2 separate regions of the Homo sapiens genome follow, and region 2 is linked to region 1. A link is an interaction called in ENCODE POLR2A ChIA-PET data of the cell type or tissue named here. Cell type or tissue: Caco-2. All regions are shown on one strand. Each heading gives the region's core, and the rest is flanking DNA. Links, peaks and the distances in the headings are about the cores only.

The links. Peaks named below come from ENCODE experiments on the same cell type or tissue, not always from the same donor. Only the 100,000 strongest peaks of a DNase experiment are listed, where the experiment ranks them.
Region 2: POLR2A ChIA-PET joins it to region 1 with 9 read pairs; 6 of 35 experiments call an interaction of 5 or more read pairs at or near these places.

What each region holds. Positions count from the first base shown.
Region 1 is chr10:122,093,991-122,108,987 of GRCh38, forward strand. The region is part of intron 5 of TACC2 (transforming acidic coiled-coil containing protein 2); the gene reads left to right. Among named protein-coding and RNA genes, the nearest start is that of TACC2, 110 kb to the left of the region's middle. In Caco-2, for the core only: no CTCF peak of the experiment used is centred there; DNase peaks (open chromatin) are centred at 8,021 and 8,778.
Region 2 is chr10:122,163,845-122,178,841 of GRCh38, forward strand. The region is part of intron 7 of TACC2 (transforming acidic coiled-coil containing protein 2); the gene reads left to right. Among named protein-coding and RNA genes, the nearest start is that of BTBD16, 100 kb to the right of the region's middle. RefSeq lists enhancers at 8,294-8,867, 10,016-10,587, 14,878-14,997. In Caco-2, for the core only: no CTCF peak of the experiment used is centred there; a DNase peak (open chromatin) is centred at 1,591.

The sequences.
Region 1 (14,997 bases), core at 7,061-9,560:
TGTTTCTGTCTGTCAAGCTGGGGGCTCCACGAACCCTGCTTGGCCCACAAGGAGCTCCTTATGTGAAATGAGATCACAGAATCAAAAGTACTTAGGAAACTAAAGCCTTTACAAATTGTGTTCTTATCAATAGCTTCAGTCACTATAAACAATCATATACCAAAGTCAAGGAGCCTTTGGAAATGCAGCCTTTATGTGTTTCATAAGTAAAATGAAGCATCTGTGTTTCATAAGTAAAATGAATTTCCTGAGAGGTGAATCTGTCATTTGGAAAAGCTTCAAGTATCTTTATTTATTTATTTTAGAGATAAGGTCTTGTTTTGTCTCTTAGGATGGAGTGACTTGGTGAGATTATAGCTCACTCTAACCTCCAATTCCTGGGGTCAAGCAACTCTCCAGCCTCCGTGCCTCCCAAGTAGCTGAGACTGCAGGTGCGCGCCACTACACCTAGCTAATTTTCAACTTTTTTGTAGAGATGGCGTCTCACTATGTTGTCCAGGCTGGTCTCGAACTCCCAGCCTCAAACAATCCTCCCACCTTGGCCTCCTAAAGCACTGGGATTATTATAGGCATGAGCCACCATGCCCGACCCTCTAAATCCCTTTGAAAGTGGGTTCATGAAGCATCTGCACAAAGGGCGGCTGCCTCCTTGGTGGCAGGGGCTGGATTCACTGTCTTCAGGTGGCTGGGACAGGCATGCCACCACCTTGGCTTCTGGCTCTCCAGAGCTTGGGAGCCTCTCTGCCGCTTGTCCCCTGTTCATGCTGCACTTGAACCCACAGCATGGAAGAGCCGCTCACTGCCACTTCAAAGTCAAGGGCCAGTTTCATTCAGATCAAGGTGATGATTTCCCAAATTGAATGTCTCCAAGCTGACTTGCTCCTCTCTGAGAACTTCTCATTATGGCCACCGGTAGAAGCCACTGTGTTTGACCTGGGTTTGGGTTTTGTTTCAGCAGCAATGTTTGAGAGATGAATATTTTACACTCTAGCTGGTGAGAGCTGCAAGGAAATGTGGGGGCATTCTTATTGAGCTCCCCCCCACCACTTTATGGAGGAGGAAACTGAGTCTCAGAATGGGGACAGGACTAGGGGGCTAACTAGCTGCAGAGACAGACCTGGGTTTTGGCCCCTGATGGCAAGTTTCCCCCCAGATGCCTGTGCTGAACTGGGGACCCTCCTTAGGAGGGGGATGGGGATCTTCCTTTCACCAATGCCAGCCACCCCAATTCTGCTTCTAGGCTTTTGAGAAAAGACCATATGATTCTGAGGTCTAGGGTGTGACAAGCACAGGCCTCAAGAGTTGACAGGGCTCAGGTTCTAGCTCTGTGATCCTGGGGCCATCGCCTTGCGGGGCATTTGACTCACCCGTAAAATGGAGCAAATAGTACTCCCTTACAGCGCTGTTAAAATTAAATGAGCCACTTTATTGAGAGCACCTGCCACAAGTGCTCTGTATAAGTTCCTTTCATTTATTCCCCACTCTGGGCCAATGTACTTCCACACTGCAGCATCGTGGTTCTTTCTCACCTCAACCTGTAGGTGGGTGCTGTTTGTGTACCCCTTTTCCAGATGAGGAAATGGAGGCTCCCAATGGTGACATGGCTTGGTCAAGGTCAAAAAGCTAATAAGAGTTGGAACTAGAACTAGAACCTCAAGGCTTTTCAGACATCAGATCTACGTTCAGAACGCTGATCATTCTCTTACTAGCCAGGTGGAGTCCTGGGGAGGCGCCCTGTTCCCTACAGCAACGCTGTCCACCGACGGTTCTTCAGTGGTGGGAATGTCCTGTGTCTCCACTCTCCAATACAGTCGCTGCTGGCCACAGGCTGCTAGCGAGCACTTGAAATGAGGCTGGTGCCACTAAGGAACCAAATTGTTAATTTTGTTTAATTTCAACTAATTGAAATTTATAGTGAAATACCCACATGGGGCTGTGGCTTCCACACAGGACAACCCAACTGGAAGCCACTGTGTCTTTGCATTACGTCAGAGGCTAATCCTTGCCATCAGAGCCAGTGGGTGTGGTGAGGCTCTGTGTGTGAGGCCCTGGACATTTCTCAAGCACCTGCTGGTGCTCGGTGAGTATTAGGCGCCCCTTCCTCCCGCTGGCTGGCTCTGTAAGTGGGGAGACCAAGTGGTTGTGTCTCTAGAATGGAGGCTGAGGTGTGTTCGTGGCACATCTGCCCAGTAATGCGGATCAGCAGGAGGTGTCTTTCCTGCACCCAAGGAGGCCTCCCATTGCACCTGGGGGCTTGGCTTCACCTATGTGACCTCACATCCAGGCCTGCGCACCCGTATCTGAGCTGGCATTGTAAGAAGCCCTGGATGGCCCCATGAACTGGCTCCTGACAGCAGCGCTTGTGGCAAACCCTCCCTGCCCACAAACCCCCCGGTGGCCACACCTACAAGAGTGCCCCTTACCGGCCAGGCGCGGTGGCTCACGCCTATAATCCCAGCACTTTGGGAGGCCGAGGCTGGTGGATCATCTGAGGTCAGGAGCTCAAGACCAGCCTGACCAACATGGTAAAACCCTGTCTCTACTAAAAATACAAAATTCGCTGGGCAGGGTGGTGCATGCCTATAATCCCAGCTACACAGGAGGCTGAGGTGGGAGAATCACCTGAACCCAGGAGGCAGAGGTTGCAGTGAACTGAGATCGCGCCATTGCACTCCAGCCTGGGCGACAGAGCAAAACTCCGTCTCAAAAAAAAAAAAAAAAAGACTGCCCCTCACCAGACTGGGAGGGAGCCCAAATGGGCAGACATGTGGTTTTTCCACTGATGTCTCTGCACTGTTCTTGTCCCGAAAACCTGGCAGGATGAGGAACAGGCCCCAGCTTACAGCATCTCAGCCCCTTCTTTCTTCTCTGCTTTCTTAATGCCTGTTAGTCCAGTGTTAAATATTTTAGCAGCCTGATGACTCAGATGTAGACTGTGAAAGTGTTTCTTTTTCCAGGGAAGGCACTGGAACAGGTCTAGTTACTGATGCTCTTAATGCCCTTTCCTTTTGCAAGCCTGGCCGAGGGTGTTTAGGAATAAAAACTTGCCTGGTTGCTGGGCACGGTGGCTCATGCCTATAATCTCAGCACTTTGAGAGGCTGAGGTGGGAGGATTGCTTGAGCCCAGGAGTTAGAGACCAGCTTGGGCAACATAGTGAGACTCCATCTCTACAAAAAGAAAAAGAAAAATTAGCGTGGTGTGGTGGTACATGCCTGTGGTCCCAGCTATTCAGGAGGCTGAGGTGGGAGGATCGCTTGAGCCCAGGAGGTCGAGGCTGCAGTGAGCCAAGGTCATACCACTGTACTCCTGGGTACAGCCTGGGTGACAGAGTGAGGTACTGTCTCAAAGAAAAGGAGGAAGAAGAAAAAGAAGAAGAGTTGGAGGAGGAGAAGGAGGAGAAAAGAAGAAAGAAGAAGAAACTCAGGGGAAGGGAGTCTATGTCCCGAGAGAGGGCAGGGTGCGCCTAGCAAGGACCCCAATGCACAGTGGATTTGGGTCAGCACTCAGTTTTCAGGCCAGGAGTACACTCGGTGGGAGAAGAGCGGGGCTCTGAAGTGGCCCCAGGGGACGGGGAGGGCCCTGGGAGTAGGAGGGAGGAGAAATGAGGCTGAGGATGAGATCAAGCTGGAGGCTAGGGTTGGTAGGCGGCCGGAGTTTAAATCCTGGCTCCCACTGGAGGGGTGATGCTGGGTGCTATTAGGACTGCCCCAAGCCTCAGCTTCTTTGCAGGTAAATGGGGCTGACAATGTCTCCTGGGGGTAAAGGAGGGTTACAGTGGGGAGAAGATGAGATGAGACACGGCACACCCGACACAAAGTCAGCTTGCAGTGGAGACTTCGTGGACAAGGTCCCTGAGCTGCAGGGGGGCTTCTGGGCAACTCCATCCCCACAGCCAGCTCAGCAGCCACCCAGCAAATGTGCACCCAAGCCAGGCACTTGGAAGGAGAAGCCGAGGGCTCTCTCACCGGGGAAGAGCTGAGATGGGCTTTCAGGACACGCTGGGTACACGCTCCTCTGCTAGAAAGAGGTTTGGGGTAAATGGTTAGGTGGGTAGGTAGGTAGGTTGATGTGGGGCAGGTGAGTGACAGATGTGGTTTGTTGACTCCCAGCCCAGGGCCCAGCACACACGTGAGGAGTCAGCTGTTCACGGGCTCCTGTCTGCTCGCTATGTACCCTGTAGGATCAGGAAGTTGGACATCATGATCCTAGGTTGTCTTTCTAGAAATGTTTGCATGGATATGTTTGTGGCCATTTTGATAGAGAGCTGGTCTTGGCCTCTGGCTAAGAGAATAAGCTATGATCTTGTTTCTTGGAGAATGTTAGATTTGCAGGGCATGGCTCTTGGTTACCCAGCACCTGATACCTTGCATGAGGCACCTTAGGCGCTGCATACGTGTTTGCTACATAATTCAACACAACTAGCTATCAGGTGAGTCTGAGGGTTCCTGTCCTGAAAAACGAGGTCAGACAGCACTTTGGAGGCAGGTGGCTGCGTCTAACTCACGGCTCTGCTATTAGACTCTTTACCCTCGAGCAAGTTCCTTAGCCACCCTAAGTTTCTTGCCTGAAAGATGTGTATAATGCTAGGGTCCACCACAGAGAGTTATGTAAAAAATAACGTGTGAAAAGCTTAGCAAAGTGCCCACCTGGCATGCAGTAAGCACTGAGGTACCAGAGGTTACTGTTTTTATTGCTACTATCATTAATATTACCATCATCACTTAAATGATGATAAGACTATTCTTAAGGTAGATTAATGGTAGGTACCTGTGTTTTTACACACGGGCTCATAGAGTTCACGTACATCTGGCCTGGATTTGTTGGAATGTGCCACTACCCTCTAATGCTTCTTCTCGTCCTGTAGCCTCAGCCTCCCAATGGGGGTGGCTCTCCGTGTTGCAATATTGTATAGGATGCGAAGTGGAGCCATCTGGCACCCGTGGGGAATGCATTCCCTTCCTTGTGGAATCTAGGGCTTTGGGGTTAACCTCTTGCCAGGAGCGGCTGCAGAGAGGCTGCAAGCTAACATTAGTGGGTGGGAGTACGCCTGTGTGGTGAGCCTGGCTGTGCTGAGCACATCTCATGGGACAAACCGCCTCGACAATTTTGGCATGATATTTTGAGCTGTGAGCCCATTCCAAACCCCTAGAGGAAAGGGCAGGGTGAAAAGTCATCTGGCCCTGCCTGCCAGACGCCATAACATAATAGCTGGAGGAGTAGACTGTTCCTGGCAAGTGACGAAGCAGCTGGTATTGAAACATACACATGGCCAGAGTTGGCAGACTGAGAATTTGGAGCAGAGTGTGAGTGCCGAGCCTGGGCTTAAGTCTCAACCCCAGACCAGACTGCCTTTCCAGGCCACCTATGAAGGATGGCTGGGCAGATGCTCCTCTGGCACCTGAGGCTGGGTAGCAGCGAAGCTCACCTTTGAGATGAGGTACCACCTCATGCCTGGCTTGGGCATTCATAGTCATTCATAGTCTCCTTCTGACACACTCAGCTGGAAGGAGATAAAACTCCAGTTTCAGCAGAACGTTCTCCTGTTGAACTCTAATCTGAGTCTGTCCTCCCCAGCAGCATCCACATACTTCCCAAATTGTGGTGAATTAAAGAAGCTGCAAGCACTGGCCCAACTGGCTTTTGCTGGTGGTTTTTCGGCAACCCTCCTGCAAATGCTGTCAGCCAAGCAAAGGAAAGCCAGGGCCACAAAGCACAGAGGCTACAGCTTAACTCAGCTTAACTCTGTTTCTTTACAAGTGGGCTATAAATTTGTGGGAGATAAAACGACTTAATGATCACTGCAGGGTTTAGTTTTGTTTTTTCAAGAAGATGGGAAGCTTATGTGTTAGGAACTACCAGGCTTCTGTTGAAGTGTTGTGTATACCTCTCATTTAGTTCATATTTTATCTTCAATGGAGAGGATTCTGTAAAAATGGAATGTAGAAAATTGCCTCTCCTGGGGTGACACTTTTGCTTTCAGAAACTCTTTGGGGCTGGGCACAGTGGCTGACGCCTGTAATCCCAGCACTTTGGGAGGCCAAGGCAGGAGGATCACCTGAGGTCAGGAGTTTGAGACCAGCCTGGCCAACAAGGCGAAACTCCGTCTCTACTAAAAATACAAAATTAGCCAAGCGTGGTGGCGTGCGCCTGTAGTCCCTGCTGCTCGGGAGGCTGAGACAGGAGAATCGTTTGAACTTGGGAGGCGGAGCTTGCAGTGAGCCGAGATCGTGCCATTGCACTCCAGCCTGGGCAACAGAGCGAGACTCTGTCTCAAAAAAAAAAAAAAAGAAACTCTCTTTGCATTCTGCATTTGGGGACTGTGACTGAGTCTAAGAGGAAAGCTGTAACTCTTCCCTGCTCCTTTCTGAGAAGGAAAGGTCCTGAAAAGCCACTGGCTCTAAGGTCTAACAAAGGCCATTTTGTGTCTTCTCTTCCTTTTTTTTTTTTTTTGAGATGGAGTCTTGCTGTGTTGGCCAGGCTGGAGTGCAGTGGCCCGATCTTAGCTCACTGCAACCTCCACCTCCTGGGTTCAAGCAGCTCTCCTGCCTCATCCTCCCAAGTGTCTGGGATTACAGGCACGCACCACCACACCTGACTAACTGTTTTGTATTGTTAGTACAGACGGGGTTTCACCATGTGGGCCAGGCTGGTTTCGAACTCCTGACCTCAAGTGATCTGCCCGCCTCAGCCTCCCAAAGTGCTGGGATTACAGGCATGAGCTATAGCGCCCGACTGTTGTCTTCTCTTCTTAACCCCTTTTCCTTTGGTATAAAAATGTGGAGAAAGGTGTAAGTGCAGAAGCAGGCCCAGACTGTAAAGACATAAGAGGCAGGAACTCCAGTGTGGCTGAGAGATGTTGGCCAGACCCATGTGCCCATGTCTCTGGGTGACCCCTCTGCCTGCCTTGCCCCTCCCTCTACTTGTAGCCTGTGATGGGACCACATTCTGGTTCAAGAGGCTCAGACAAACGTTGTTCTGTGAAGCCTTCCCGACCCTTCCACTCCCCAGGAGTACCCCTACCTCCCACCAGAGTAGCGAGGTTCCTTTCTGTAGCCTGACAATAATTTTAAGACAGGGGCAAGTGTATTACAGTTTGGTGAATCAGATTTTCTCATTTGCAGAAGAGATTGGGTGTTTTGAGCTGGACAGATCTGGGTTCAAATCTGCTGCTTATTCATTGTAGGACATTTGTCATATTAGTCTCATGAGGTCTCAGTTTCCTCACCTGCAAAATGAGTATAAAATTAATACTTACCTCATGAGGATTCAGTGAAATAGTGCACTGGAAATGCTTGACCAGAGCTGGCACATGTATCACCCAAGGAACATCTATCACTATTGGAAGGAGTCCCCTGCAATGGCAGGGACTGTGCCTGGTCCCCAGTCCTTAGCACAGTGGGCTGCACATAGTAGCCCCTCAACAAATGTTTGTAGAATGATTGTGTTTAGCTGGGCAGGGTGGCTCACACCTATAATCCAGCACTTTGGGAGGCCAAGGCTGGAGGATCACTTGAGTTCAGGAGTTCGAGACCAGCCTGGGCAACATGGCAAAACCCCATCTTTTTTTTTTTTTTTTTTTTTTTTTTGAGACAGAATCTTGCTCTGTCGCCCAGGCTGGAGTGCAGTGGTGTGATCTCGGCTCACTGCAAGCTCCGCCTCCTGGGTTCATGCCATTCTCCTGCCTCAGGCTCCCAAGTAGCTGGGACTACAGGTGCCTGCCACCATGCCCAGCTTTTTTTTTTTTTTTTTTTTTTGTATTTTTAGTAGAGATGGAGTTTCACCGTGTTAGCCAGGATGGTCTCGATCTCCTGACCTTGTGATCTGCCTGCCTTGGCCTCCCGAAGTGCTGGGATTACAGGCGTGAGCTACCACACCCAGCCAACCCCATCCTTTTTTTAAAAAAAAGAAAAAAGAAAAAGGCAGAGTCTCAGGTGCTTACCCGAGGCCTGCTGAGTTGGAATCTTTACAGTCATGCATTGCTTAATGATGGGGAGCTGCTCTGTGAAATGCATTGTTGGGCGATTTCATCATTGTGCAAACATCATAAAGTGTGCTTACGCAGACCTAGACGGTATTGCCTACTACAAGGTACTGTGTGACGCTTCACCCGTCGGTTTGGGCAGTTTATGGGCCACCCTTTAAGTAGCAAGGGGTCTGGGGCACTCTTCTCAACATTGGCTGCACACTGAAAACTCCCACAGAGCTTAAAAAAAATATTGATGCCTAGATGCCACCCCCAGAGCTTCCGGTTTAATGGATATGCGGGTGTAGCCTGGGGGTAGTACATTTTCAAAGTTCGCCAGGTATTTCTACACAACACGGAACAGCTGGCCTAAGGCCTGCAGAAGCAGATCAAACCAACTCGGCTCTCAGATGCTTCTTTGTTGCAGCATAAGACATCTACATCATCAAGCCCACTGCATAGGCTGAACTGAACCCCGTAACCGCGCCTCACTCCTGGCCCTGCCAAACCCTCACACTACTGCGGCTGATCCATCAAATAGTTTATTTTTCACCTTTGCCCTGATGTCACTTGGACATCTGACTGTCTCCTAGAGAAAGTTGTTTTTCTGCCAGAGAAGGTACAGCAGGCAGGGCATTGCTTCCTATTTAGTCGAAGGCTTATTTTAAATTGGGACTAGGCCAAGTTCAAGTGCAGGAGCACACTGGCCCCTGGGAGAGCCTGGCCAGGTACATTTGGCTTGTGAGACCAGCCGTCAGCACTTTGGCTCATGGAACACACGTCTGTCCGAGCAGTGCAGACCTGGCTTGTGTGAACTGGGCTCTGTGTGCCCTCAGGGAAAATGCCGAGGCCACATCTAGAAATTCTGGCTGAGGCTGAGAGCCGTGTGCAGAGCTGCCCCCACACATTTCCTTGTGTATATTTTGGGTTCAGGCTGACATTTCCTCTTAGCATGGGTGGAGGTAATGGCTGAATTTTTAGGAGGCTTGAATCCCTTCTACAAATATGCCTCCTCGCCCTGTAACCAAGTTTTGCTGGGTTGCAGTTCAGGAATGTATCTTGCTGCTTGTACAGCCCATCATGGAATGTGAGGACTTAGCTCAGAAGACTAAAGCACTATTCCTTCTAGGAAAAAGAAAAAAAAAGAAAGAAAGAAGGAAAGTTCCTCAGAGTTCACCAGTGAAATGGATCTTATGAGTGTGAGGGCTGAATTCCTATGATATGGCTGGGTTCCTCATGTCATATTCCCCTCCTGACATGTCTAGAGTATATAAGAAATAACCCACAGTTTAGCTGTGGTCACTGTAGACTGGTTAGGAGTTTGAGTTCTGCACACACAGAGCCTATGTATGAACCGTGGCACTGCTCAGTGTGGCCTCCGGGTGAGTTCACCACTCAAAGCCTGCTTCCTCCATTGCCAGCTAAGGACAACAGCAGTACCTGCTGCATAGGCTCATTAAGAGAATTAAGGCAGAGAAGAGATGGGAGCCACTTAGCAGAGGGCCATCTTTGTGACCAGTGCTCACAAATGGTGCATAATATTATTGTGGTTATTTTAGAAAAGCTTTTAAATTACCTTTTTGGTGTTCTTTTACCAGTTATTAAGTGGGGGAGGCACACTGCAAGTTGGCATGTGGATGGCATTTTGCCACTCTTCAAAGCTGGCAGATGATGGGGTCATCTTCTAGGCCCCACATACCCTTTCAGTTTGAATTCTTGGTGTTTGAGTGAATCCCTGAGATACTGTCCTGTGGGAGAAGAAGAGCGTCATGGGGCAAGGTGGTCCTGAGCTGTAGAGCTGAGGGAGGCTGGCCTGGAGGCGGGGGTCTTGTCTTGCAGGAGAGAGGAAGGATGGAGGACGATGAGCACTGGACTGGGGTCAACCTAGTGGAGGCCCAGCCGACCAGCTGCCTGGTGAGCACTGCAGGAAGGCTTGGTTTCCTGACCTCATGGAGACCATGCTCTGTTTCAAGAGACAGTACACAGGCATTATAAGACTAAAACAGCTCATGGCCCTAAGTGACTTTGCCTCTATTTGGTATTTAATGAATATGGCCTTTTGTCCTTATCTAGAAGGCATTGTCTATGAAGGCAAGGATGTTGTCTTTTCACTGCTGTTTCTGCAGCTCCTAGAAGTACCTAACAAAATGTAGGTCTTAATAAATACTTGATGAATGACTTAATCATATACTTCCTTATTAGAAGGCATTGGAGAGTCAATTCTTACTGCCTAGAATATTCTCTCTCTCTTCTGGTCCATGTCCTCTTCTTTTTTCAGCTCAATGTTTCACCAGTGTCAATCATTCATGGGCCACATTCATGACATTTACCATCTCTGTACACTACTTGTGTTATTATCTACTTACTATCTTTCTATCTACTTACTTATTAAAAATGGCTTCATTTTTATTTTATGATTTTTTTTTTCTTTTGAGACGAAGTCTTGCTCTGTCACCCAGGCTGGAGTGCAGTGGTGCGATCTTGTCTCATTGCAACCTCCGCCTCCCAGGTTCAAGTGATTCTCCTGCCTCAACCTCCTGAGTAGCTGTGATTACAGGCGCTTGCCACCACGCCCAGCTAATTTTTTTGTATCTTTAGTAGAGACAGGGTTTCACCATATTGGCCCAGCTGGGCTCGAACTCCTGACTCCAACTGATCCTCCTGCCTTGGCCTCCCAAAGTGCCGGGATTACAGGAGTGAGCCACCAGGCTCAGCTTTCATTTTTTATTTCGTTGTGTTACTAGTCAATGTCTGTGAAGTTATGAGTTGGTGTGCTCATGGCATCTTTTTCCTAATATGTAAATGCATAACTATTGAAATACTCTAATCTGAGAAATCCTAACGTGGTAACACTGACTTATCCTCTAAAACTCAGCTTAACTATTCCCTCTTCTGGAACATCTCCCCTTACCTCTTCCAACGCTGGTTAAAATATTCCTTTCCCATCCCTGTCATGTGGTAGCCATCGTTATCTGATGATAGACGTAAGCATAAGAACCATGTTGCATCTCACTTTTTAACCCTAGTGCTTTGCACAGGGCCAGGATGTAGCAGCACTTGATAAGTGACTTTGAATAACTAGATGAAACTCCTTTAGTCTAGGGAAGTTCATGCTGTCTGGCATGCATGGGTGCCCCTAACAGGACGCTCCGTGATTCTGTGAAGATAGTGTGCTGTCACTCAGGGCGCCAGCATTCCGAAGCTTCTCTTTGGATGCCCATCAACAAATCAGATGTATGAACTTTGATTTAGACTCCCAGCTCCCAGCAAGGAACCAGTATGCTCTGTGTCTGGGGAGTGTTTGGCCTCTGACCTTCCGCATCACATATTGCCTGTCAGTTACCCAGCCAGCCTTGGATGCTTCCAGTCTCTGGCCTCATTTCCCAGGATTGATAAGGGATGAAATTGGGCATTGGCAGTCTGGGATGGAGGGGGAAGTGATCAGGGGAGAGGCCCTTGATCCAGTGGGGCAGAAGTGAGCCATTCGATGGAATGGAGGTTTCCTTCAGCCTCCTGAAGTTACTTTCCCTAATATACATCATAACCTCAGGTTCTTCCTGCTCTGAACTCTGACTGTACCTGGTGTCTGCTGGTGTTTTGGTTCCGTATTCCTGCTTCTTGCCTCTCCAGCATGTGCCTGTCTTTCCACGTAGCGTCCTGTCTTAAACACTTTTTTTTTTTTTGAGATGGAGTCTTGCTCTTCTCACCCAGGCTGGAGTGCAATGGCACAATCTCAGCTCACTGCAACCTCTGCTTCCCGGGTTCGAGCGATTTTCCTGCCCCAGCCTCCCAAGTAGCTGGGATTACAGGTGCCCACCACCACACCTGGCTAATTTTTTTTTATTTTTAGTAGAGATGGGGTTTCACCACGTTGGCCAGGTTGGTCTCGAACTCCTCACCTCAGGTGATCTGCCCGCCGCAGCCTCCCAAAGTGCTGGGATTACAGGCGTGAGCCACTGCGCCTGGCCTGTCATAAACATTTTCTCTCTCTGTGTGTGTGTGTGTGTGTGTGTGTGTATGTATATACATATACATTTTTTTTTTTTTTTTGAGATGGGGTCTCGCTCTTGTTGCCCAGGCTGGAGTACAGTGGTGTGATTTCGGCTCACTGCAGCCTCCGCCTCCTGGGTTCAAGCGATTCTCCTGCCTCAGCCTCCCCAGTGGCTGGGTTTACAGGCGTCCACCACCATGCCTGGCTAATTTTTGTATTTTTAGTAGAGACGGGGTTTTGCCATGTTCGCCAGGTTGGTCTCCAACTCCTGACCTCAGGTGATCTGCCTACCTCAGCCTCCCAAAGTGCTGGGATTACAGGTGTGAGCCACCGCGCCCGGCCCCTGTCTTAAACATTTTTATCCACTTACTGATTGATGAGCATTTGGGCTAATTTCACATTTTTTCAGTTCCATATGGGCACTCAGAGGGTGATTGCAGATGCTGGTGGGTATTTGAACCATTAATGGTTATTTCTGTGTCAGGCAAATTGAGCACAGGTTTCTAGCCTGGCTTCTCATTTCTATGTGGCTTTCCACTTCTCAGCAAAAGCAAAGTATTGTTGCTACAACATAATTTTAAAGGAAGCTGCAAATGCATAGCAAAGCATTATTTGGTGGACAGGGCCACAGTTACTTCCTAGGCACTGATTTGCCTTTTGTATTCTGCAGGACTCCTTTGGCAAATGATGATGTGCTTTGTGGTCTTTCATTCCTTTCTGAAGCCTTAGGTTTAGTATCTACCATATGAGTGCTTCTCAGCACCACAGTTGACAGCCCTTTGAAGATGCTTTTGGCTACAAGTAACAGACCACCCAATACAAGAAAGCTTCAACAATCATAGGTTTATCATTGCACCAGCAGGAAGTCCAAGGTTGTGTAATTCATTAGTTCAGCGACATCATTGAGGAAAGACCCAGGCCCTTTTCATTTTCCTCTCTACCCACATTCAGTGTGTGGCCAGATGCTCCCCTCATCGTTTCAAGCTGGCTGCAGCAGCTCCAGGCACTGCGCCCTCGCATGACAATGTCAAGAGGCAGGAAGACCCCTGATGGTCAGGAGCCATGCTGTCTTGTGTCTCTTCCAAAGAGTGAGAAAACTATCTCCAGAAGGCCTGCTGATTTTCTCTTCTGTTTCATTGGCCAAGGGTGTGTAACAGGACCATGCCTAACCCAATTATTTAAACAAAAGTAAGGAAACAAGGAGGAAGAACAGCAGTTTTGAAAGCAACCAATAATGCTGGCCATAAAACTTCGATTCAATTTCTCCAAGTGTGCTCTGAAAAGCATCTCCATCAGAATTATCTACAGGCTGGGTGCGGTGGCTCATGCTTCTAATCCCAGCACTTTGGGAGGCCGAGGCGCGTGGATCACTTGAGGTCACACGTCTAATCCCAGCACTTTGGGAGGCCGAGGCAGGTGGATCACTTGAGGTCAGGAGTTCGAGACCAGCCTGGCCAACATGGTGAAACCCCGTCTCTACTAAAAATACAAAAATTAGCCAGGTGTGGTGTCAGGTGCCTGTAATCCCAGCTACTTGGGAGGCTGAGAAAGGAGAATCGCTTGAACCTGGGAGGCGGAGGTTGCAGTGAGCCCAGATCACACTGTTGCACTCCACCCTGGGTGAGAAAATGAGAAGATTCTGTCTCAAACAAACAAAATAATAATAATAATTTTTTAAAAAAGAATTATTTAAAATATGCTTGCTAGAATGCACATTTCTTTTTTAAAACATATATATATATATATTTCAATAGGTTTTTGGGGAGCAGGTGGTGTTTGGTTACATGCATAAGTTCTTTAGTGGTGATTTCTGAGATTTTGGTGCCCCTGCCACCTAAGCAGTGTACACCGTACCCAGTGTGTAGTCTATATCCCTCACCCCCCTCCCACCCTTTCCCCCAAGACCCCAAAGTCCATTATATATATATATATATATTTTTTTTTTCTTTTTTCTTTTTTTTTTTTTGAGACGGAGTCTCACTGTTGCCCAGACTGGAGTGCAGTGGTGCGATCTTGGCTCACTGCAAGCTCCGCCTCCTGGGTTCACGCCATTCTCCCTCCTCAGCCTCCCGAGTAGCTGGGACTACAGGCACCCACCACCACGCCCGGCTAATTTTTTGTATTTTTAGTAGAGATGGGGTTTCACCATGTTAGCCAGGATGGTCTCGATCTCCTGACCTCGTGATCCACCCGCCTCAGCCTCCCAAAGTGCTGAGATTACAGGCGTGAGCCACTGTGCCCGGCCAATTATATAATTCTTATGCCTTTGTGTCCACATAGCTTAGCTCCCACTTATGAATGAGAACATACAATGTTTTGTTTTTCATTTCTGAGTTACTTCACTTAGAATAATGGTCTCCAATTCCATCCATGTTGCTGCAAATGCCATTATTTTATTCCTTTTTATGGCTGAGTAGTATTCCATGCGCGCGCGCTCTCTCTTTCTCTCTCTCTCTATGTGTGTGTGTGTATATATATATGTGTATGTCATATTTTCTTTTTTTTTTTTTTTTTTTTGAGATGGAGTTCTAGTCTTGTCACCCAGGGTGGAGTGCAATGGTGCGATCTTGGCTCACTGCAACCTCTGCCTCCCAGGTTCAAGTGATTCTCCTACCTCAGCCTCCTGAGTAGCTGGGATTACAGGCACGTGCCACCATGCCCAGCTAATTTTTGTATGTTTAGTAGAGACGAGGTTTCACCATGTTGGCCAGGATGTTCTCAATCTCTTGACTCATGATCCACCTGCTTCGGCCTCCCAAAGTGCTGGGATTACAGGTGTGAGCCATCGCCCGGTCTTCTTTTTTTCTTTTCTTGAGTCTCGCTGCGTCACCAGGCTGGAGTGCAATGGTGCGATCCCGGCTCACTGCAGCCTCTGCCTCCCGGGTTCAAGTGATTCTCCTACCTCAGCCTCCCGAGTAGCTGCGATTATAGGCACGCGCCACCACGCCTGGCTAATTTTTTGTATTTTTAGTAGAGATGGGGTTTCACCACGTTGGCCAGGTTGGTCTCAAACTCCTGACCTCGTGATCCGCCCACCTCGGC
Region 2 (14,997 bases), core at 56-2,555, 63 kb after region 1:
GCCCCGGCTCCCGGCTGCAGGAATCGCGCCAGGACGCTGGCCCCGCTCGCGGCTAGCTTGCACGCCAGGGCACAGCGAGGATGGGAGGGTCGCAGTCCCTGCAGCCAGCCCCAGCCAGCGACCTGAACCTGGAGGCTTCCGAGGCAATGTAAGTGCTCCGCCCGGGCCGCCCCGAGTCTCCCGGGGAGGAGGAGAGGATGCCCGGGCTTTGTTAGTGTCGCCTTTCCTAATGCCTGTGCAACCTGGAGCCCAGGCTGGCCTGGGGTTCTTCGCAGCCTTGGAAAGCTTTACCTGGGGCTGCTCTGGGAGGAGCATCTGGTAGCCCCAAGTTACTGCTGTGGGCAGAAACGATTCCCTGGAATTCAGTTTTGGTCGCTCAGCAGTGGGTGCATGGCTGGGGGGCTTCTCCTGCCGTCAGCATCTTTCCTCTGCACCCCCGGCACAGTGGTATTTCCTGCAAGGGAACAGCCAGGCATCAGCGACTGCCTCCTCCTAGGAAGAACCCATGAGCGTGGCAGCTCCGTGCCCGGGGCGACAGCCCAGTTTCCGGGCAGCTGCGCTTGTGGCTGGGCAGATGGCGTGGTGCGCTCTGGTGGACGTTCCGTCTAGTTAGCCTAAGCATCATCCACATACTCTGGTGAACACTCGAGGACAAGGCCGCTTGCTATTATTAGTAAAGGGCCGAACCGTCCTGTCATTGGTGGAGGCAGTGCTTGACTGTGCATCGATCCAGGAATCCGATCTTTTCTCTCAACCACAGAGCTAACGTGCTCAGAAGTGGCCTTTATCCTGGCCGAGTGTTTATTAGAATTCACGTTTCTGTTATGGTCGTCTCCATTACCTACCCAGGCATGTTTGGACGATGGGGCGTATTGAATGGGTCTGCCGGCCGGGTCGCATTTCAGCAACTCAGGCTTGTATCCAAAGTGGACCTCCCAGCCTCACCTGCCCCCACTTTTCCAGAGAGAAGACTATGTTTCAGAGAAGAGTATTTTCTGGGGACTTGGGGGTAGGGGTAGTAAAGTGGGTTCTTAAGAGTCATGGATGTGTAGATTAAAAGATGGTGGGGATTGATCTGTGTGTTGTAGGAGGGATGGGGCCCCGGGGGGTACTTCCTCACTGGTCCCTCGACCCCTGGGCTTCAGTGAGGAGCTGGCTCGGCGTAGTGATGTAATGCTAGGCTGAGCCTCGTGGTTTTCTGGGCTCCAGCTCTTTAGCAGGGAGTCATTCTTCCGAGCAGGTGTGCACCCATCATTTGTCTTCACCCCTGTAGCTTGAGAAAGCATCGTCTTACAATGGAGGCACATCGCGTTTGAGGATTTTCTTTTTAAATGTTATGATCCTTGTGCTGTGCCTGCCTTGTTTCTCATGCACGTGTAGTGTTGCTAGGTGCATGGAAATACAACTCGAGTCTAGGCAGAAAAGAACCACTTTAACCTATTTTTTGCAAGTCCCTATAGTGGAATTGAGTTAATCAGTGACAGGCACTGGCCAACTCTCACGGCTCAGACCTATCTAGTGAAGAGCTTAGGAAACAGAAAGGACAATGTGACTGTACGTTTGGGAAAATGTGCTCCTCAGTCATTGGAAATTCAGCTCGCCGGTCCCTAACGTCCCCGCCCTCTTTTTCAGCTGAGTTAATAAATGATCAGTGTTCCGTCAGCTGAGGGCCGAGTTTAGATAGCTTCTGTTAGGTAGCTGTGCCTTTTTGGATAAGGTCCCTTAAGGTTCTGCCCACTGGGATAGTGGTGTTTAAATAAAATTTCAGGCTGAATGGCCACATTGTGATGGAAGCTGTTTATCAAATATTTTCACAGTTGAGTTGGTCCATATGCCCCCGCCTGAGGCTTCTCTCCCTAGAACTGCTGCCTCTGAAATGTCTCTAAATATAGATCTTTACGATAGTATATTCACTCATTCACAAAATCCCACCCTCCATCCCGTAACATTTTTGTTCTAAAAAAATGGAGAGAGAGGAAATATTTGGGGCCAGTGCCATTGCTAGCATCTGTCCTCTTCAAAACCCGTCTCTGCTCTCTGAATAACTGGGGCTTATTTTTCTAGTGCAGATGTGCTCTTTCCCAGTCTAGAGGTTTTAAAAATATATATTCGGAGAGTGCCTCTTTTCTGCCCAGGCACAGGTCTTTCTTGGTAGTATTTCCATGCAGCTAAAAATGCATGCACGTGAATAATACACAAGACAGCAACAGAGTGTGGGGCCCATGGCAGGAAAGAGGTTGCATTGTAAGATGATGCCGTCAGGGCTGCAGGGATGGTGACAAACACAGGGTGCGCACCTGCCGCGGGGGACAGCTCCTGACAACCGGAATCTAGAGTGAATGTTTCCCTTTTTCTCTGCTGGTTCCCTGTGAAAGACTGGCTTAAGGAGGGCCATGGTGTAAGAGTGAAATCAAAAGATAGAGGATTTGGAAGTGACTGAAGGATTTTTTTTTAATTTAAATTTTTTAGTTTTAAGATTTCTTTCCTTCCAATTGCAGGTTTGGGGTGCCTTTGGGCAGCTTTTGTAGCTCCAGCTGACAGCTTCATTCTATGCAGGAGTGCATTGGGCTAGGGAGGGAGCGACTTTTGTATCTCCCCTTTTGAGAACTCAGGCATCAAGATTGGAGTAGCAGAAGTCCCATGGGACTGGGGATTGAAGCCTGAGGATGAAGGTGCAAATGGTGACCAGTCTCTTGCTACTCCCAGGGTCGGCCACACATGACAGCATCAGCTTCCCAAAGGGGCTTGCTAGAAACGCAGAGCCTCAGACCTCACCCCAGACCAGCTGAATCAGAATCTCCATTTCATCCAGGGACTTGTAAAGATGCCCAGGTGATTTGTAGGCATCTCAAAATTTGAGAAGCCATGAGCTGGTTCAGTCTTCCCTCCATCCTGTCCATGAGAAACAGCTGGCCACTTCTCTGACTGCTCCTTTCCTATCTGGCAAAGAAGTTCTTGTAGCAATAGTGACCATTTGTTTCTAAATAGAATATGAGTAGCAAGGGGAGGGAGAATTCTCCCACAGAAAACACTTATTTCTCAGTATGGATGGTAGGAGACACAGGAATGGACAGGAAGTACTTGAGTAAATGTGGGCTGCAGCTATTGATCAGACCTGCTGTTCATCCCTTGATTCTGTGGCAGCCCCATGTGGTGTGGCTTCTGCTAAGTGGGGCAGCATTAAGTACTTTGTCCTTTATGTAGTTGGAGACCCCCGTTTCAGGGGTTCCCTCAGCTTCCACCAAATCCCCACACCCTGGCCACTGAAAACCACCCAGGGGGCCATTATCAGAGAGCAAAAGCGGTGGTTCTGTTGGCAAAGTCGGCCTGCCCCGACTGTTGCCCTACTCTCAAAGTGAGCACGTGCCCTTGGCTCTAAAAAACAAATCACAAATATGGAAACCCATACTCTGTAGACCTGTGGATCGAAGTAGAGGGGCCAGGGTGGATGGGAGAGAAGCGATGGAGGAGGAAGCAACAGGCTCTGTGATTGATGAGATGGGGGAGGGAAGAGAAGAGACAGTGGCAAGTACAAAATGGAAGTTTCATACCCTGGTAACTAAGAGAAAGAAGTGGCATTGGCCAAGACAGACAAGAAAACTGGATTGGGAGCTAGTTCGGGGAAGTTGATGAGTTGGCTGAGATTTCAGAAGTGGGTGGGATCAGATGTAGCTGGAGAGAGGCCAGGCAAAAGAAGGATCTCGGGTACCACCGCAGTAGGTAGAGAGATTGGAGCTCTCCACACATCTGTGGTTAGAAGTGGGGTTCTGGTCCCTTCCCTTATGTGGTTCCTGACCTTTTCTTTGGGAGCTGTAGAGAAAATCCGATGACTCTGATCCTGCCCCTCCTGCCTCGCAGGGTTTTTCAGAGGTGAGATGCCACATCTGCAAAGACTCTTGAGAAGACGTAAGTGCCAGAAAACTGCAAAAGTGGAAATGCCCTATGCCTGAAATTGCCAGCCTCTCAGTCACTCAGAAGGCCAGAAACGGTCGCTGGGGCTCTAAGCAGGACTCTTTCTTTAGCTCTCATTAGATCTTTTTCTTTTTCTTTCTTTTTTTTTGAGACAGTGTTTCACTCTGTTGCGCAGGCTCATATGTAACAGTGTGATCACAGCTCACTGCAGCCTCCACCTTCCGGACTCAAGGGATTTTCCTACCTCATCCTCTCAAGTAGCTGGGACTATAGGTACACATCACCATGCCCAGCTTTTTTTTTTTTTTTTTTTTTTAAATAATTTTTTGTAGAGACAGGGGCCTTGCTATGTGGCCCAGGCTGGTCTCTAACTCCTGGGCTCAAGTGAGCCATCTGCTTCAGCCTCCCGAAGTGTTGGGATCACAGGCATGAGCCAGCGCACCCAGCCATAGATCTTTTTCAAGGCTTTGTTTCTTGGGGCAGCCCTTGGCTAAATGCTTTAGCTTAAACGACAGCATTCCTAATGTGAGTTGCAGCCAGTTTCTGAGTTCCTGGACGGAGATTTTACTTTGGATATTACTGTTGGACACAATAGAGTTTTTTCTCCCCTAAAATAGAATAAGCTGCAACATTATCTGTAGAGTGGGAGGGGGAGATTGATTCCCAAAGGAAGCTTGGGTGCATTTTTCCCTGCCATTATTCCTAGATATCACCAGCGTGGCCCTGTGCCTGTGTTCATAAGGGTCCTGGGCCTTCACTATCTTCTCTGGGGGACTTGCCTGGAGGCTTTCTCTTAGGTGGGCTGAAGGCAAATATATTCCGAGGTCCTCCAGGTAGCTACCAATCATCCAAGGGGCCATGCCATGCTAGGGCCCTGGGACAGGGTACCCTGTCGAGGATGGGGTGAACAGCTAGGACTTGGATACTGATTGAGTGTGGCACTGCAGGTGAACATCAGATCAAGGTCAGTGGATTCTGGGTTGCTCTTCCATCGACCCTCCCATTCCCATCCCTGTGTTTCTTTCCACTGTCTACAGCCTGTTTCTGTGGCTAGATTTTTGGTTGCCTAGGAAACAACTTTATTCTGAAACATGATTGGCTGTTCTTGCAGATGGATTACCCAAGCTAGGGCAGTGTTCTGGGGTAAGCAAGTGATGCTGAACAATTCTGTTTCTTCCCTTTAAGATTAATGGTGAGGACTTAGGCATTGTAAGCAATTGTTCTGTGAAAACCAATTGTTCATGGACTGATGCTTTGTTTCAGGTTGGACAGGGGTTTAGGGGAGACTGGTTGGCCACAAAGAACTGACTGAGTCAGAACTGCTCACACACATCTATCCTGTGTTGGAAGCAGTAGCTCAGATGACATTTCTGTTTATATTTACAAATTCACTTTAGCAGTTGTTTCTGGAGTGCAGGTGTGTGCTGTTTAAACGCCATTGCCAAATATGGAAACAGCTGGATGCTGCAGTGTTGAAGCCAGGAGTGAAAAGCCCACTGAGCAGGCTCAGATTCAGCAGAAACTCTTGTGTACCATGTCTGTGTGCTAGGTTTTTTTCATTATAGAAATAATTATATCCCTTAATCCTGCAAGGTGGGTGACTTCTATAGATAAGGAAACTGAGTCCTCTGGATGGTTTAAATTAAGGGAGCAGTAAACTTTCTGTAAAAGACCTCATAGTACATATTTTAGGCTTTCTGGGCCATTCCGTCTTTGTGCAGCATCTCTGCTGTTACAGTTCAAAAGCAGCCAGAGACAACATGTAAATCCATGTTCCAGTAGAGTTTTAGTTGTAAAAACAGACTGCAGGTTGTAGTTTGCTGATTCCTGGTTATACGGATGATTGGTACAGGGCTCAGACTTATGTCCCCTTTGGCCTGGGCAATCTTTGTTTTCTGTTCTCTCTCTCTAAGACATCTCATTTATGCTCATGGACTTAAATAATATGTGCCGATAATGCCCCAATTTATAGCCTTCCCTCTCATCTGAGCACTGTAATTTTCCTTTTTTTTGAGACAGGGTCTCGCTCTGTCACCCAGACTGGAGCACAGTGGCACAATCATGGCTCACTGCAGCCTTCATCTCCCAGGCTCAAGTGATCCTCCTGCCTCAGCCTCCCGAGTAGCTGGGAATACGGGTGCACGCCACCATGCCTGGCTAATTTTTAAATTTTTTGTAAAGACAGGGCCTCCCTATATTGCCCAAGCTGGTCTTGAGCTCCTGGGCTCAAGTGATTCTCCCGCCTTGGCCTCCCAAAATGCTAGGATTACAGGCATGAGCCTCTGTGCCCAGCCTTAATTCAATAGTTTACTTCATATCTCCTCTTGGATTTCTCCTGGATAGCTCAGGCTCAACATGTCCAACGTAGAACTCTGATGACCATCTTCCTCTTAAAACAAAAACAAATGTGCATTCAAACGAACCCAGCCCCACCCCCATCTTCCTCATCTCAACACCTGGGACCTTATTCACCCAGGTGCTCAAACCAGAAACCTGATGATCAAGTCTTTTTTTTTTTTTTTTTTTTTTTTGAGGTGGAGTCTCACTCTGCCCCCCAGGCTGGAGTGAAGTGGCATGATCTGGGCCACATTGCAGCCTCCGTCTCCTGGGTTCAAGCGATTCTCCTGCCTCAGCCTCCCAAGTAGCTGGAAATACAGGTGCACGCCACTGTGCCCAGCTAATTTTTGTATTTTTAGTAGAGACGGGGTTTTAATTTTGTATTTTCAGTAGAGACGGGGTTTCATCATGTTGGCCAGGCTGGTCTCGAACTCCTGACCTCAAATGGTATGCCTGCCTCAGCCTCCCGAAGTGCTGGGATCACAGGCGTGAGCCACTGTGCCTGACCATGATAATCAAGTCTTATCTTCACTTTTCCCTCACCTCTCTTCTTTCTAGAACGGTCCATGTCATTGGACTTCCATGGTTAAAACCTGTATCTGCTTCCCATTGCTTTTAGTCTAAAATCCAAATCCCTTGCTAGCGCCTCCAGGCCCTGCCACCTGGCTCCCGCCGCTCCTCCCCTCGCCTGATGTTCACCAGGATCTGGTCGCCTGTCAGTTCTTTGAACACACAACACCGTCCAGCCTCAGAGACTTAGCACACTCCATCCACTCCCCTCAGCGGGCATCTTCTGCTCCGTCCCTTGGCTGGTCTCTTTTTTCCTGTCTTTATCTCCTTCCACCCAAGGAAGTTGCTGGCTGGGTAGACCAGGAGTCTGCTGCAAGCACTGCAGGGCTTGTGAGGAGGCTGGTGTGTGGCTGTGAGCAGTAGATTAGGGGCCGTGAGCAATAGATTTCCTTTGTTCCTGCATTCTTAGCCCTTACAAAGGAAAGCAGTGGGCCTTTTAAAAAGGAAGGTGGGTCTTTTGTACAGTGCACCCCATGGCTGTGCAATAAATCCGGTGGGGGTGGTGGGCCTCCCCGCAGGTTTTGTACCTGTCTGCCTCCTTATTCAGAAGGACTTGTTTCCTCTGAGTTTCTGCTTTTGCCTTTTCGTCTGCTTTCTCCTTAAATGGAAGTGGATGGATGCAGCTCTTCATGCCTAAAACAGAAGCCTTGGGCTCTGGGCAGAGCAGTGGGGGCCGAGGTAGGGGGGTGGAGGTAGGGTGGGGTGGCCCCTCTGCTCAGGGTTTCCCGGAGCCCTACTGACAGGCAGTCACAGTGGCTCTGTGTCCTTATGGGGCCGAGAACTCAGGCCAGCTGCTGGGCCAAGTTTACCATCAACATTCCAGCTTCACTTACTCCAAGGTGTTTGTGGAGTTCCAGAGTCTGCGGATGTTAGAACTGGAAACATCAGGATTTTAGAAATAACAGAGGGTTTAAATCCCCCAGCACTTCATTTGTGAAATATGACTTAGGCCTTTCCGGCTAGTCATTATTCAAAATAAGTCAGGTAGTCATTTTAATCTTTTCCCTTTAACTTTCAATGTGCTAAAAGAAAATGTTTGTAGGTGGACGTATCATTTGGTAAACTCAAATCAGAGGCCTCTTCCCACGTGGTGAAACAGCTTAGATTGCAAATTCTTTGTCCCATGAGGAAATGCAATGGATGGTTAATTTGGGAATAAAAATGAGCCTCCTTGGGCCCTTGGCCAGGCCCTTCCATGAGTCTTATTAGCCTTGTGTCTTTGCTCTGAAGTATTTTTTTCTTTTCTGTCTCCATACATCTCCTTGGGGATGTTCTAGAGGTCAGTTCCAAGGAAGGTGGGTGTTTACTGTGTTCAGCCCAAGTGGAAAATAGCTGTAGCCATCTTCAGAGAAAGCTGACCCCTCCTGAGGACCAGCAAGCCCAGAGGTGGTTGGACAAACATGTGGGCTCTCGGTACCTGACACCTGTTGAGACTGGCCTGAGTTAAAACCATCCAAGCCTAAATGTGGAGCCCTAGAGATGAGCTAGATTGTACTCAAGGCTGCAGGGATATGACCCATGACTCCTGGGGCCTTAATTTTATGTTTTGACTCGTGGTTACAGCAGGCTATTGGTCTAGGTTGAAGCTTGACATTTAGAAAATACCTGGGCTGCTTTCCGTCTACTGCTGGGTGACAGAATCAGGCAGGGGAGGGCACAGCCTGTTGTTGCTGCCCACCCAGGAGGAGCTGAGTTTGCTGCAGCAGTCCTGTGCCAGCACCACCCTTCCTGGGGCTCAGATCTGGGTCTCTGTACTTGAGAAGCAGCCCACATTCCAAGGGGCTCCAGCCTCTCACGGTGACTCCTCTGTGCCACTTATCCAGGCCCCTGGTGGAAGCTGCACATTGTTCATTGTTCTGCGTTAAAGGGAGGCGCCTACAGTGGTCTGGAAGTATTTTCCCTCCAGGAAGAAGGCGGGAGAGGTTGGCTTTATTAACTTTACTTTAGGGAAAACATCTGCGCACATTTAGATCCTGCATGGAACTTCCCAGCTGAGCCTCTTTCAGAAGAGGATCCTGTGACTGCCCATTGCCTTTCATGAATGGCCCTAAGACGCCGTCCTGGGGCGCAGGGCTGCTGGGGGAGTGAGGAGCATCCCTCACAGCACCAGGCTCTTGTGGGAGGAGGAAGAGCCAGGAGTGCACAGAGGGTGAGCAAGAGCAGACGGGGAGGGCAGGGGGTGAGGGGCAGGCTGTCCCTTTGGCATTCTGGCCTGTGTGTGAGAGCGCTGAGTTTGGACCCCCAAACCTGTGACTAGCGGAGTTTGTGTGAGCAGGCGAAGGCTTGTGACCAGGAGCCTGGGGCCTAAAGAGGTGTTTCTGGGCAGAGCTGTACCCAGAACATCCTCAGACAGGTTTTGCCTGTGGCCTCAGCTTGGGTACCTTTGGTTGCAAGTAGAAAAAAACCAATTCAAACTGACTTAGAGAAAAGAGGGCATATATCGCCTGTGCCTGACAGGTGAGATTCCTACAGGGGTAATTGCTAGGATGGCTTTAGAGAAATGTGCCCTCCTCACCCCAGACAACCCCAAAAAGTCCAAAGCATCAGAGTTTTTGGGTTTTAGAATCACCTTTGATCTAGAACAGCTGACTTACTCCTGTGGCTTCCTGGGGCTGCCTCATCCTCTCTGCAACCTCCTTGGCAGACATACTGGCTTCCAGCTGCTGGGGAAGTTTGTGCCCCAGCCTCAGTGACCCAGAGCCAGGCTGGGGTCTGAAAAGAGAGCGGGGCTCCACGCCCTGGGCTTTGGCTTGGCCCACGAATGCCCCTTAACAGCTCAGATCAGTCTCCTGCCCTAACTGGGGAGGCTGTGGGAGGCAACCTGCTCCTGGGCAACTTCCAGATCTGGCACTTGTCACGAGCATCTTTACGTGCCAGGGCACAGCCTAAGAGAAGTGACACGAGACACAGAAGAGGCAAGAGGCTGGAGGAGTGTGGTCATATGTGGCACTGTGTTCCCAGGAGCCCTGCTGCTGATGGCCCTGGGGTCAGTGGGGAAGAGCACCAGGCAAGAAAGGAAAACATGTCTGTGGAAGGTGGTCCTTTGCCTGCCCTGCGAGATGAGGGGAAGCAGGACTTCAGGAGCCAGAGGTCTTCCTTCTTCATGTCCTTCCTGCCCAGCCTTTCTGGTAACAGATAAGGGAAGAGCATGGCTGAGCCTGCTATGGAGCACACACCATGAAAGCCAGCCCCTCTCTGGGGGCACAGCTCTTACCCTCCAGCCCCATGCACGTTCCAGGCTCCATGACCTGGGGCCAGCAGCCACCTGCTCCCATAGACAGGGAAGTGGGCTAGGCTGGGCTGGGCTGAGCCAAGCCAAGCCTAGGCTGCGGCCAGCGGAGCTCTTCTGCCCGCCTCCTCTCTCCCTTTGTGGGATGGGACTGTCCCTTTTGTCCTGGTCATGCCACAGGGCTCGGTGGACTGTCCAAGGGTTCTTTGTCCTGATTGTAGTTTCTCCATTTCCTCTTTGTTTTTCCACTGGGTGCAACTATCAGTCCATATCTGTGACCTGCATATTTTACCTGGACCAACAAGACAGGTGGCCTAGGGGCTGAGGGTGTGCCTGGTAAACTCAGCCAGCACTCCCAAGATAGAGCCTGCCCAGATCAGCCTTAGCCAGCGATCTCTGCTGTTAAGAACAGTGCAACGCTTTGGCAATACCTCCCAGAAAAATAGCTAGTGGGCAATGGCACTGGCTCAGCGCAGACCTGCCCTAGGTTTCTGGGCACATGACAGTGCCCACTCACTCCATGGGCTTGAGAAGACTGGCATTCAGGGCCTCATTTATGATGTCGGTGAAATGGAATTAACCTCCCACCCGTGTCTCCCTCTCTGTTGCTAAAGAATTCTGTAGGTAAGAAAGAGAATGCATAAAGCGTTTAGGGAACCAGGAGAAGAATTGGTGCATAAAACGTTCGTGAAACACTATGCTCCTGTTTTTTTTTAAATTGAGAAATAAAAATTCCATTGTAGAATGGCTAAATCAAGCTAATTAATGTATTACCTCCCCTCCTTTTTGTGTGTGTAGAATACACTTAAAATCTACTCTGTTACCAATTTTCAAGTATATAGCACATTGTTATTGACTAGATAGAGTCACTAAGTTGTACAATAGATCTAACTGTTGAACTAACCAGTAGTTGAACTAATTTCTCTTAGCTGACTGAAGTTTTGTGCCTTTGACCAACATCTCTCCCCCATGTCCCAGCCTCTGGTAAACAGCATTCTACTCTCTGCTTCTATGAATTTGGCTTTATTTCAGATTCCCCATGAAAAGGCGATCACTGTGGGTTTCATTTATTTTTAAATTTTATTTACTTATTTTGAGATAGGGTCTTATTCTGTTGCCCAGGCTGGAGTGCAGTGGCACAGTCATGGCTCACTGCTGCTTCAACCTCCCCAGGCTCAGATGATCCTCCCATCTCAGCCTCCCTAGTAGCTGGGACACCCCTGGCTAATTTTTGTATTTTTTATAGAGATGAGGTTTCTGCCATGTTGCCCAGGCTGGTCTCTAACTCCAGAGGTCAAGCAATTCTCCTGCCTTGGCCTCCCAAAGTGCTGGGATTACAGGCATGAGTCACTGCACCTGGCCTGGCTTTGTATTTTAAATACAGCATAATTCTTGGTGAAGAAAAACACTGAAACACTGATGCATTGTGGAAAAGGATACATTAGTTAATGTGGGAAAGGATACATTGGTTAATATGGGAAAGGATACATTAGTTATCACTCCTGAACTGTTTGTAACAACAAGGAAACCCCTTCATTCCCGTGCTAATCCTCAGAAACAAACCTGCCCAGACCCCGTTCTGTCCAGAATGCAGTTTCTGTTCTTTGTGCTCACTCCTTGGGTTCACATATTGCATTTCTCGATGTAGGCTCAAAATTATGTGAATTTTTATTTTTCTGGATACTGTTTTTCTTCCACTTCTTCAAATGTGACTATGCTTTCAAAAATTCAGAGCTTAAATGCCTGTGAGAGGAAAGGAACCGAAGGTGTAGGGGTGACCAGGTACGGACTTTCCTGGAGACTGTCTGAATTGTCTACAACTCAGGGACCAGGGAAATATCTTCTCACTATCCAGAGATAATATTTTATTGGTCAAAAATATTAGAAAATGGGCCGGGTACAATAGCTCAACGCTTGTAATCCCAGCACTTCAGGAGGCTGAGGCAGGTGGATTGCTTGAGCTCAGGAGTTAGAGACCAGCCTGTGCAACATGGCCAGCATGGCAACATGGCAAAACCCTGTTTCAAAAAGTACAAAAATTAGCTGGGTGCGGTGGTGCACGCCTATAGTCCCAGTTGCTTGGGAGGCTGAGGTGGGAGGATCGCTTGAACCCAGGAGTTGAGGCTGCAGTGAGTCGTGTTTGCACCACTGCACTCTAACCTGAACAACAGAGCAAAACCTTCTCTCTCTCTCTCTCTCTCTCTCTCTCTCTCTCTCTCTCTCTCTATATATATATATATATATATATATATATGAAGATGAAATTGGAGTAGTCAAGTTGTAAGATAGAAAAGGCCAAAGTAGAATGGTGGCTGCAGATGAAGATTGGGTACCACTCAAGATGGCTTTCATTCTGAGTTTTCACATTTGTAAACTCAGAGGTCTGGCTCTTTTAATATATGGGTCCTTATTCTTAGAAGTAGGAGGCTGGCTTTGTCATTTAGGATTGTTTGGAAATTGGCATTCCTGAAATTCTCCCTTCAGGTCCTCCCTGGTCAATAAAGAACTTTGACTCTTGCGCCCTCGGTTGGACAGTGGTTTTGTGCATCAGAGGCTCCCACAGGGGAGTTGTTGGGAATAGGCTGGCTCTTGTTCTGTGAGGGACTAGGGGACTCATGCTGGTGCTCATAGCTCATCAAGAGTCGTAGCATTTTACTTAGTATCCCATTGTATGTGTAGACAAATATAGATTTTTTTTTCTCTGTAGAATGTGTGGCCTTGTAGATAACCATGCAGATTCAAGCTGCTGAAAGGCCTGATGTGGCCCTAGAAAGCCAGAATTTGAATGAGATTAGTCACAGCAAGTCAGCAAATGTGGGAGATGGAAAACTGGCTTCCTCCACCCACCTAGGTTCTTTGGCTGGGCTACAAATTAAATGGACATAAAATAGATTAACAGGAGAAAAAACACAGTAATTATGTGTATATGCCTGGGAGTCCCACAAAATATGAGACTCAAAAGAAGGGTCCGAAGAGGGAAGCTTATATAGCCCCCTGAGCCACAGAAAGGAATAGGGACCTGGGGCTTCTGGTGGGTGGTGGAGACAAGTTATGGAAGAGTGAGGGGAGGAAGTGTAGGGTGAGTAAATGTGGTCTTGTTATGCCCATAAAATCTCTTGGTACATCACAGTTGCCTGGAGCAGCCCCAGTCCTGATAGAGATACTTTACTAATGTAGATTTTCTTGATGGATATCATTGTGTTTTACAAAAGGGCAGCTTTTCAGAGCCACTCCTGTGTCTGCAGTTTCTCAGAATAACCAGCCCCAAATATGACAAGTATAGTTTGGGGTGGTATATTCTGGCCTCCTACAGTTGCATTTTGGGGTGGTATTGTCCCGAGCCCCAACACAGAAAAGGAGGGCAGTAGGAATTTAAGAATTTCAGATAAAGCATTCTCATTTTGGAAGGAGCAGTGGAGGGAGGCTGGAACAGAGAGAAAGTCAACTGCATTTGGAAGATGCAGTTTGAAAAACAATGAGATGTTTGTGCACAGGGCCTTTTAAAAATTATAATGATGGGAGGATGGAGTTGCAGGGATGATGGCATGAACCTATAATCCCAGCTGCTTGGGAGGCTGAGGCAGGAGGGTCACTTGAGCCCAGGAGTTCAAGGCTACAGGGCACAATGATTGCACCTGTGAATAGCCACTGCATTCCAGCCTGGGTAACATAGTGAGACCTGTCTCTAAAATAATAAAATGATGGCCCAGGGAGTGGATGGCTCAGAGGTGAAAGGTTTTCTGAGCAGCAGGAGAATGAAGCTGGGGAGGAGATAAGGCCCAAGCCTCTGGGGCCATGATCTGTGATCGCAAACAAACAGGATTATTCTGTCGCAGAAAGAATTGGGAGTGTGGATTTCAGAGGTGTACAGGGGCGAAACTTGGGAATGGCCCTTCCAGAACTGCCATGGTCCCTGCTAGAAGCTCCAGATCCTGGGTAGAACAACATGCCCCAGATTCACTGAGGAGGTGAAGGAGCAGCATTTCATGCCTCTGAGAGGCCCCTGAACCCTGGATTTACCCTGGGTTCAGGTGTCAGTAAGCAAGTCTGCCAAGATCGAAGATGGACAACATTTAATATACAATGATAGGATAGCTGAGCTCACCTCTGGATATCTTAGACTTTTTGGGCTGCTACAACAAAATCCCATAAATTGAGTGGCTTATAAATAACATAAATTTATTTCTAACAGTTTTGGAGGCTGGGAAGTCTTAGATGAAGTTAGATTTGGCTTATGGCGAAAGCCTGCTTTCTGGCTCATAGCACCTTCTTGCTGTGTCCTTGCATGGTGGCAGGAGTGAGGGGTCTCTGTACGGCCTCTTTTATAAGGGTTTTTTTCTTTCTTTCTTTTTTTTTTTTTTTTGAGACAGTCTTGCTCTTGTCGCCTAGGCTGGAGTGCAGTGTCGTGATCTTTGTTCACTGCAACCTCCACCTCCCAGGTCCAAGCGATTCTCCTGCTTCAGCCTCCCTAGTATCTGGGATCACAGGCACACACCACCACACGTGGCTAAGTTTTGTATTTTTAGTAGAGGCAAGGTTTCCTCATGTTGGTCAGGCTGCTCTCAAACTCCCGACCTCAGGTGATCTGCCCTCCTAGACCTCCCAAAGTGCTGGGATTACAGGCATGAGCCACCGCGCCCTGCCAGTTCTTCGTTATTTCTGATGTTTGATCAGCGCATCCTGTGCTGAGTTAAGAAAACAGGATAAAGGGTCAGGCGCAGTGGCTCACGCCTGTAATCCCAGCACTTTGAGAGGCCAAGGCAGGTGGATCACTTAAGGCCAGGAATTTGGGACCAGTCTGGCCAACATGGTGAAACCTCGTCTCTACTAAAATTACAAAAAATCAGCCATGGGGTTGTGCGCCTGTAGTCCCAGCTACTCGGAGGCTGAGGTGGGAGGATCACCTGAGCCTTAAAGTTTGAGGCTGCAGTGAGTGGTGATCAGGCCAC